Regions from separate parts of the Homo sapiens genome. Here region 2 is linked to region 1. The links are chromatin contacts, found by Hi-C or POLR2A ChIA-PET in ENCODE. All regions are on one chromosome and are shown on one strand. Each heading gives the region's core, a stretch centred on a gene start or an enhancer-like site at or near the end of the contact. The rest is flanking DNA. Distances are from core to core; before and after follow the strand shown. Region 1 has its middle 130 kb from the start of MIR1302-4. Region 2 has its middle 41 kb from the start of MIR1302-4.

Region 1 (5,070 bases), core at 1,807-4,306:
CTTCTTACCTCGCTAGTCCTGCAAGGAGGGTCTTTGAAATATGGGACATGTAACTCTTCTGGTTTTAGTCTTGGAGATGTCAGATGAAGTCTCAGTTAACACCATGTCATGATACAAAAACAATTTGTGGCACTAAATGTCTCATGTTCCCTTAGTGAAAAATAAAGTATAACTACACACATTCCTTCAATGTTTTTTCCAGATTCTTCTGCGTGATCCTTATAGGTGAAGCAAGGCATTTCCAAAGCCCAGATGTTTATTCCTTTCTTATTCTAATATCATACCTTTTACCACCAAATTCAAAACATATGATTACAAAATTAGATAGGTAAATATTAGAGTGTAGACTTGTTGAATAATATTTGAGTTCAGTATTCTTCATGTTGACACCTCTTTTGGTTGAACAGTTAATATTTACATTGAAATATTCTTTAGTGAAGAAAACCTGCTATAAAGAGAATCATATTGTGTGCAATTCTTGGCTTAAGCGATTCTGATTTCTCATATGTTTTTGAGATATCTTAATGCTGAGAATTGGATTAACTCGCACAGAGCTTCATATCAGGTGAACTGCTCAGGTTTGTAACCTTAGACAAAGCATTTTTATATGGGACTTGGTTGTATAATTTTTAAATTGAGAAGATTTCACTGGGTAATCTTTAAAGTCCTTCAAGCCTCGAATAGTTTGCCACATTTGGATAATATACATTCATGTCGGTGTGAGTTGAAAAGGAAGCTTAAAGAATGGTAACTGGTTTTTAAAATATATCTGATTCAATATTTGCACTGACAACAGTGTTGTTAGACACAGAACTTCGTCATTCACAGATTCATCATACAATTCATTCAGCCTTTAATTTTGTTATTTAATGTTGCTATACTTTTAGTAATGAAAAGCTAATGATCAGTGACTTTAATTATGTGCGTGTTCTTTTTTTTTTTAATTATACTTTAAGTTTTAGGGTACATGTGCACATTGTGCAGGTTAGTTACATATGTATACATGTGCCATGCTGGTGCGCTGCACCCACTAACTCGTCATCTAGCATTAGGTATATCTCCCGATGCTATCCCTCCCCCCTCCCCCCACCCCACAACAGTCACCAGAGTGTAATATTCCCCTTCCTGTGTCCATGTGATCTCATTGTTCAGTTCCCACCTATGAGTGAGAATATGTGGTGTTTGGTTTTTTGTTCTTGCGATAGTTTACTGAGAATGATGATTTCCAGTTTCATCCATGTCCCTACTAAGGACATGAACTCATCATTTTTTATGGCTGCATAGTATTCCATGGTGTAGTATTCTGTCTTCACTGGTTGTAAAAGAAGTTACTAGATGTTTCTCTTAGGCTATATATATGTGTATGTGTTTACATATATATATTTGCACAACCACTAGATAATAGATTAAGGTTTCTTATGAACAGTGAGCATAACACCACCAAAACTAAACTCAGAATATCTCCCTTGAGTCTGCTCCTCAGGCTTTCCTACCAGATGAAATGACACCAAGCCACAAACCAGGAGTCTCCTATGACTCTTTTCTTTCCCTCACCTTTGACATCCAATCAGCTAGAAAATCCTTGGCTCAGCTTTCAAAGTTGATCTCAGATTACTTCATTCCTCTCCACCTCCTCTGTTTCACCAATCTGCCAGTCCTTCCATGGATTAAGGCAGAAACCGCTTCAGTGTTCTCTCAGCTTCTTTTGCCCCTAGGCTCTGCATAGCAACCACAGTGGTCTTTCAACACCTAAACCACTTCACTTTCCTCCTCTCCCTAAAACCTTCCAGTGGCATTTGCTTGCACTTAGAATAAAATCCAAGTTCCTTATTGTGGCATGTTAGTTAAGGTGATACTGGCTGTGGTGGTGAATACAACTCTAATGTTCAGTGCTTCCTTCACACATGAAAACATATCCCTGGCTCAGGTAATAGTTTGGTGCACGTGTCCCTGGTTTTGAGCAATTTTCCTCCACATGGTGATTCAGGGACCCAGGTTTTTTCTTCTTGTGATCGTGTCGTCTGCTATGGCCTCAGAGCCTTCTACATCCAGCTGGCAGATGGAGGAAGAGAGAATGGAAAAGGCACACCCATTTTTTAACTGCTGTAACATTAATATGACCCCATTACAGCAACTCACATTCCACAGATGAGAACTGGTCATGATAACCTACAGGCCACATTTGGCAGGCTTCCAAATTACCACCCCACCCCGGGGGAGGTCTTATGATTCATGGAGTATATCCTGTCCTGAGTGAAGAATCTTATTGTGAGTTCTTCAAACTGTTAACACACTGATTAATACGTATCCTACTGACAGTGAAAAGGATGCTGATGTGTTTCTGAATCACGAAGTTTTGCTGATTTGTTTCTGAATCATGAAGTTTTACTGATTGTCTTGCACGTAGCACATTTTAGCCTGTATGATGTCACCTGCAGCCAATGATTGTAACCTCTGTATTGTAGCCTCCACTGAACAGGACAACTCTGGTATAAGGAGTCCTCCTCCCTTCTTCTAAACTTTCCCATAAAAGCCTTCCAGCTTGTAGCAGCCTCTGGCACACACACAACTTTGTTGGCCTGTCTTCCCGGGGGGACCCTCACAAATTATTTCTGTCTCAACAGCCTTAATTTCAGTTAAGAGTCACATGAACTTCCCTAGAAGCTAGTGGGGGGAGTGAGAAATGTAGTCTCTGTCAGGGAGATGCTCTCTAGGCAGTGAAAAGCGCTATGGAGGGCAGTCTGAATCCTTGGTGGCCAGCCAGCTAGCCATCCTGCTGCACATGGTCTTCCAGCCCCCCCATGACTTGCCCTTGCCCTCCTTTCTAACCTCCTCGCAACCCCTTTCCCTGGCTATGGTCCAGTCACACTGGCCTCCTTCCTTCTGTAACCTCAGACTCATCCTTGACTTAGGACTTTTGTGTTCTCTCCCTTCTGCCTGGAAAGTTATTGTTCCCAGACCTTTGCCTGGGTATTTCTCTTTAACACTCAAGCCTCAGTTCAAATGCCATCCCCTCAGGAGCCCTTCCTGACTATGCAATACAGACACATCACCAGGTTTAGTTGTCTTTACAACATGAATCAACTATCTGGAATTATCTGTGCTTTTTAACTCGGTTATTGTCTACTCTGCCCCTACTCGCCATCTGTGTAATGTAAACTCCATGCCTGACTGTCTTGCTCTCTGCTGTCTATATGTCCAGCACACAAAACCTGACTGGCACATATATGTCACTAAATACATATTTATTAAATGAACGGATAAAATCTTTTGGTCCTGGGTTCATATCAGTGAAGAAGAGTTGGTATAGGAACACCAGTGCCACTTTACATTTTCAATCACTAAGGTTCAGTTGTGCTGATCAATCATTCAACCAGTAAAATCAACCATTTCTTCTGCATTAAATCCTCATTGTACCATCCTGGAAGAACCTGGTGGTATATCTTAATCTAGTCAACCAACTAACCAACCAATCTATATCCTGTTAGAAATCCTTCTGTGCAAATTATTTTAAAATGTACTTAGTCTTTTGGAATTTTTTAAATAGTCTTTTCCTGACTAAATGTGAATCTGCATTACAAGTGGTACATTTTGCTTGCAAGTAATTCTTATTGCCACTAATAACACTACCGGGGAATACAAATAAACCAATGCAAAGCAATTCTAATGTCTGCTCCACCAGCCAGTTTTAAAGCTGCTAATGGAACTTGAGGCGTTAGAGTTTTGTGTGTGCTCAGAATTTCAGAATGACTTCTTAATTCCTTTTCCTTATTATTTCCAGGGTGGAAATTCAAAGCCCTTTTGAATTCTTATTGATGAAATTACTGGCAAAAATATGGAGTTTTATGAGCATATATTTTATTCTACTGCGAGGCAACATTAGACAATGAAACAAATATTTGTTTCAAAGCCAAAAGTCCTGAGTTTGAATTTTTTGGGTCTGCCATTTGTCAGCTGTGTGACCTTGGGCAGGTTGTTACTTTTTTTCTGTGCGTCATCAGTTTCTCAATCCATACAAAAACAGTGATAATCTTCACAGGGCCTTTGTGAGGAATAAATATGAGTGTTTAGCTTAAAGCCGACGCTTAGTAGGTGCTCAAACGATGTCAATTTTTCTCCTTTATGGTGTTCTTTACTCCATTTAGCCCAAAGTTCTTTAGAAGACAAAGTCTGAAAGAGCAAAAGTTTTAAAAAATATAGAACACTTTAACATAAAATTTCTCATATATGCTCAGGGTTGAATTAGAAATGTTGGGGTCATTTCTTTCTGTCTTGCTCATGTATCTCATAAGTTATAAGTCATGTTGAGTCTACTCCTGAATTATTCCTGGAGACCATCCACTTATCTCTGGATACTATACCTCCTTTTTCAGTAGGATAACTCCCAACTGGTCTCTTCAGCGCCTTCTTTTTCAACTCTATCCTCTATATTGTGTTACTGTTAGTTTTCTAAAATACTGATATAAACATATTACTTTCCTTCTTATGGCTCAGAGCCTTCAGTTGCCCATAGGTTAAAATTTGTCCATGTAAATTCTTAGCACGGTTTAGCTCTAAATAATTTCATTAGCCAAATTTTCTTCCTTTGTATTCTCACTCACCCTACATTCTTGTTATACTGACCTTTTCATTATTCCCCACTCTGTCTTCTGTGAGCCTTTCTGCCTTGAAAAGCAGTTTATTTTCTATCTAGAATATTCTACCTTCTCTTCTTTGCCAGGTTAACTCCTACTCATCCTTCAGGATCCAAGTCACATATCACTTCTTCAGCTCTGTTGTACATGTGGACCATGGCAATGTCTGTGCTCTACCACTATGTCTACTGCTGGAGTCCAGGCTTGTCTGGGTGAATCCTAAGGACTGGGATGGGGATGGGTGGCCCCTTCTGCTGACAACCCAGTAATGGCACATAAACTTTCCATAAAATTTAAAACATTATTAAATTCATTTTACATTATATTGCTTAATAAAGCAATTCATGTATTTCAGATTTGGAATCTGAAATAGAATTCAAATCAAAATATATAATATTAAGATGCTAAAAGAAATCACATTTAGCAATAAGAGATC
Region 2 (5,070 bases), core at 631-3,130, 83 kb after region 1:
GGGGCTGCAGGGTTTCACCACTCATGGTCAATCTGGAGACTCTGTCTCTTCCAGACACTCCCAGGCTTGGGTGAAATGTCATACTAAAGGACAGAGGAGTTGATTTCAGGGGAGACTGGGGAGACATGGGTAAAGATAAGGCAATATGGAAGCGTGGGGCGGTAAAATCTCCAATGGGTGAATATTGACCAATGTTCTGTTCTCTCTTGATACATTGCTTCAGGGTAGAGTTTCTCCATGTAAGATGTCCTGTGTGGTCCAATGGATGCTCTTGTCAAGTGACCAATGTGTCCCTTTGTGGCTTCACACGAAGCAGTAGTCAATGTAGGAGCCCACCCGTGTTTTATTTCTTCTCATTCTTTCTGTTTTTTTTTCTTTCCCTTTTCCCTCATTCCCAATGCCTAGGGATTGTACCTCCTACTTAAAGCACCAGCACTTGATCCCTGCCTCAGGCTCTGTTTTCTAGGAAATTGAGTCTATACATATTTTATTTCAAACTCTTGCCAACATTTTGACTCAGGCAGGTATTTTTGTTGTTGTTGTTATTGATCATATTTTAGAGATGAAAAAGCTAAGGCCCAGAGAGTTTAAGCGACTAGCCCAAGACTACATTCATTCATTCATTACTTCATTTATTTAGCAGACATTTTTCAAACACTGTCTGTGTGCCAGGCACTGTTCTATGTGCTGGTGGTGACTAAGAGAGACAAGGTTATGCCTTCATGAAACTTAAATATGAATTGGTGGAGACAGATGGTACATAAGTAAATACATCAATCAACAAATTAGGGCAGTGGTAAATTATATTATTCTATTCTATACAACAGGGTTTTGTGTTAGAAAGTGGAGGGAAGGCAAGGAGAGCTAATTTATAATGTGATCAGGACAAGCATTTCTGAAGAGGTGACACATGAGCTGACGCCAGGGCTAGGTTAGAACTTCTAGAGGCTCTAAAAACTCATAGTTCCCCATCCCTGCTTGTGTATTGTAATTCGAATAGAAACAGTACCATGTTGTGTAATGAAGTCCAACATAGAAGGTGCCTGGTAAATATCTGCTAAATGAATGAATTAATGAACAAATGACAGATTCTTATTTTCCCCATGATGACTACTTGGATTTTAAAAATATATATCAAATTTCAAATTCTCCTCCCAACCCCCCAAAAAAACCTTTTTCTGGGAGAGTGTTCCCTATTGAGTAATGCAGTATTTGTTAAGGGTGAAATGATTAGCAGACTACAGACACTTTTAGGACATTGTAGGCAGAGGGAACAGCATGTACAAAGACAATGAAGTATGAACCAGCCTGAGTGACTTAAAGGAACAGAAAGATAGGCTGATGTGTCTGGGGAGTAGCAAGTGAGAGGGAGAGAGGTGTGAGATGGGGTAAGAGAGATGGCAAAAGCCAGATGATACAATCTTGAATTCCATGATGAGGGGTTAGGATTTTATTTTAAGGGCAATAGGGAGCCATAGGAAGATTTTTAGCAGGTGAGCGACATGATGAAAGTGATTGCTAAGTGGTAATTCTAAGTCTAGAACTCAAACCTCTGACTCCTGGACCTAAGTATTTCTATACTAAGCAGGTGTCAGAATTGGAACCAGGGGCTAAAGTCTGAGGCTCCCACTCCTGTGATAGAGTGAAGCCTAGCTTCATAGTCGTGTCTTGTAATATGAGGCCTTCAGATGACGCAACAATATGTCTCCAACTGTACCCTGTTTCCTGGCAATAGATAGTATGAGACAGACTCATGAAAGCACATCTGCTCAATTGGGCCTGTGTTGTTCCATCTATAGACTGGGACTGATGTAACCTCTCACCCATATAGGGAGGTGGTGGAGTGGTGACTCACAGGTCATCAGGACAGGAAGCATGTGATGTTGGGACTGCTGAGAATCACCAGTGGTTCTCATCAGTCTGAATACTCCAGTCGTCAGAACAGCAACATCTATCCTGTCATTAAAGAAGTGAACATTATGGAGAAAGTGCTTCATCCAGTGTAAGAGGGCTATGTGGTTATGTGCAGTAACAAGGGAAAGGCCAGCAGGAGTCTCATGGTTTTAAACATCATCCAGAAAAATGGCAGGGAAAGACTGGTAACCACCATCTGATGAGTAAAGTTTTATTCTGTTACTGTTTGTTGCTTTTGCCTGAAAAGGATGGAGGATTTTCTTAAATGGGACACCTTTGCGAAGAATTCTGAGATTCTCAATAAATGGGCACGTCAGTGCATATGTCGGGGGTCACTATTCTGAGGAGGATTCAGGACTTATCCATAGGCTTGAAGCTTTTCTCTCCCTTTCCCTCCCAACTTCCATTTTCTTAAAAGAGAACTCCAGTCTGGAGACACAAGCTCCTGTTTTCTCAGCGATGCCTCTCTCCAGGGAGGAGAGTGGGACCAGGCAGTTCTTGAGGCCTTTGGTAATTCATGCACCTTGTGCTTTTGCACCGTAAGTGCACGAATTCCCAACACTGACACAGCCATCCCCTTAACTCCCTAGCCTGTACCCCAGAGCAGCTGTGCTTTCTTCTGGCTCTGCAGATATCAATTCCTAAATAGGATGCCTTGAGGACATCAGAGAGACTGCCCCCTCCAGCTGATCACTTATGTGACATTTTGATGTTATTAATGTGTGTTCATCTGCTCCCTTCCTTCTCCCAAAAGGAGACAGGGAGAGAAACATTATTGAATAGAAATGCGGGGACCCACGGAGTGAGCATGCAGGAGGGGGAAGGGAGAGAGGAAATTTAAACTGGAGAGAGGTTGATGGAGCTGAGGGACGTGGAGAGGACTCCAAGGGGAGTGGGTAAACGACAGTTTGTGCATCACAAATCACACCTTCTCTCGAGTCCAACTGTTTCACCATCCTGCCCCCACCAGCCCGGCGCCTCTTAGCAATTCCCCGGCTGTCAGCTCTCTACCTGCTTGGCTCTGGCTGCTCTGCTCAGAGCTGCTCCCCTGGGCCTCCCTGGCTTGTCAGTGGGCTGCGTCAGCATCACGCCACACTGTCTCCCGTTGGCCCGGTGATCAACGCCTGACGGGCCGGCCCTCTCTCCCCTCTCAGCTGGGGCCAATGGGAGTCAGGGGAAGGTTTTGGTTACAAACGAAAATAAAATAAATAAGTCATACTCCTGCACTCAGGAGTCTGGGAAGAACGTCTTCATGGCCTCATAAATAATCTTTCCTTTTAAATCTGTCCTTCTTCTTCTAGATGTGCCTCCCACCCGCCCTCCACCCCGGCCCCCTTGGGCTGCCCCTTACAGTGCAGGGAATACAAAATGAGAGGCTTAGATTTAGACTTGGTGTTGGTAATAGCACCTCCCACAAAGGCATTTGTACCGTGTGTGTGTGTGTGTGTGTGTGTGTGTGTGTGTGTGTGTGTGTGCGCGCGCGCGCGCACGCAGGAGCACATGCACAGAAGCCAGCAAGATAGAATTCATGACAGTGTTATACTGATCCCACCCTGACTCATGGTCTTCTGACTTTTGCAACAAGTCACCCAGCCCCCTCCCAGGTTACCCCTCGACCCTGTCTTCCTACCCCAAAGCTCTCAGTTTATTTATTTCTTCCCATTACAGGGAAGCTTAAATGTGGGGATTAAATGGACTACCCTATTTTAAGATGCCTAGAAGTTTTTCTTAAAATCCATATCTATATCTCTCTTTATTGGACATTTAATTAAAGTTCATTCACTTTGAATCTTCTGCTTAAGACATTGTCCTCTTTTTCAAAACATATACCTTAAGGTAGGGGGTGTTATTAATCTCGTACCTTGAATGTGAATAAAAGTGCTTGAAAATTGGACCTCAGAGGGTCAGGAGAGATGGCCAGAACTCCTGAAGACCCCGTGGTTGTGGGGAGGAGGGGTGCATGCTAGAGAAAGTCTAGGGGGCTTTGCTGGATTGCCTAGGGTTGCCCAGGAGCTTTCCTAAGCATGATTCATCTTGGTCATCAGGCGGGTGTCCTCTGAGCAGATGCCGTGGTGGCATGAGGAGACAACCATGGGCACAGGGGCCAAAGAGTTAGAGGGGAGCTGGGGAGGAGAAGCATTGAGAAATTAATGCTCAGTGCACGAGAGGCCCCCAAAGTGGTCAGTTTTTTCTTGAAAAGTCTTCATTTTAGACCAGGGTGGGCAACCTTCCTTGGCCACTCCTCCCACACTCCCTTCCTTGCCTCACTCCAATGCACACTGCATGAAGAGAGTGGGAGTTTGCCCTCTATTGACTGCGTCCAGAGAGGGTCATCTGACCAGTCTTCTGGTCTGTTAAGGGGTCCAGGTGCCTGGTGTGCTACGTGAGGTTAAGAAGAAAGAAGAGAATGTGAAAAGATTAGATTTTTGGAAATGTTGCCCAACTTCTGCCAGATGGGAACATTGAAGGCACTACATGGCCATGGGCTTTCCTCTGAGAAATGCCAAGATGGAGCCATGTTGGTTCAGAAGGACAGACAGGCAAGATATCTGCTGCCATTTAATCATTATCTAGGAAGATTTCACAGTGTTCAGAGCCACACACATTTTTATCTCTTTGATCTCTTTCTAACTGCTTCCTCTGCATGGTTGCCATGCTGAGGCAGTGGTGAAGTTTTTATAGACTGTACTTTTGGTGGGTGGAGTAGCTTCCAGATTGGGTTGTGGTACAAGATGCAGAAGACTTCATCGCAGAGCCTCTGCATAGAGGTGGATTTGCCATGAGGCTAGTGCATTTTAAGCTTCAGGGCCTTTCACTTCCATGGGCTCTGTCCATGGCTCTGAAGCTGGCCAAAGAATAATCACACTTGAGGATACATTTTGCCCTTGGGAGGAAAGACTCCAGGAAGAGATCTAGGTAGGCTCTGTTTCACCAATAAATTCCAGGGTCCTGTGTACTTGGAGTGAGATCAAGAAGTAGGGGGCATGGGTTTTGAGCAGACATGTCTCCTAGCCCTGCAGATTTCTTGCCCTGTGCAGAGAGACACCAAGGGCAGAGGAGCAGAATGTATTCCTGTGAAGTACAGGTTCCCTCTTGCCTGGATGGTTCTGATGGTATCCCGATACGATGTCTGAGATTAGGAGTATGTGGGTATAC

Evidence for each region. Hi-C counts contacts between places; a loop is a spot of excess contacts on that map. ChIA-PET counts read pairs that join two places held with the same protein, here RNA polymerase II (POLR2A). Pooled maps may share reads with other maps.
Region 2: a map of MCF 10A shows a loop between it and region 1 (6-fold over the local background). The contact joins two enhancer-like sites. A Hi-C loop is called at or near these places in 1 of 168 maps with a recorded cell type or tissue (MCF 10A) and 8 of 50 pooled maps. POLR2A ChIA-PET finds 5 or more read pairs at or near these places in 2 of 52 experiments (activated T-cell and activated naive CD4-positive, alpha-beta T cell).

Annotation. Positions count from the first base shown.
Region 1 is chr2:207,392,262-207,397,331 of GRCh38, reverse strand. No RefSeq gene overlaps it. Among named protein-coding and RNA genes, the nearest start is that of MIR1302-4, 130 kb to the right of the region's middle. RefSeq lists an enhancer at 1,749-2,948. Within about 2 kb of position 3,056, at least 5 of the 41 ENCODE cell types and tissues checked have a DNase peak (open chromatin) inside an H3K27ac peak, as active enhancers do.
Region 2 is chr2:207,308,386-207,313,455 of GRCh38, reverse strand. No RefSeq gene overlaps it. Among named protein-coding and RNA genes, the nearest start is that of MIR1302-4, 41 kb to the right of the region's middle. RefSeq lists an enhancer at 2,351-3,100. Within about 2 kb of position 1,880, at least 10 of the 41 ENCODE cell types and tissues checked have a DNase peak (open chromatin) inside an H3K27ac peak, as active enhancers do.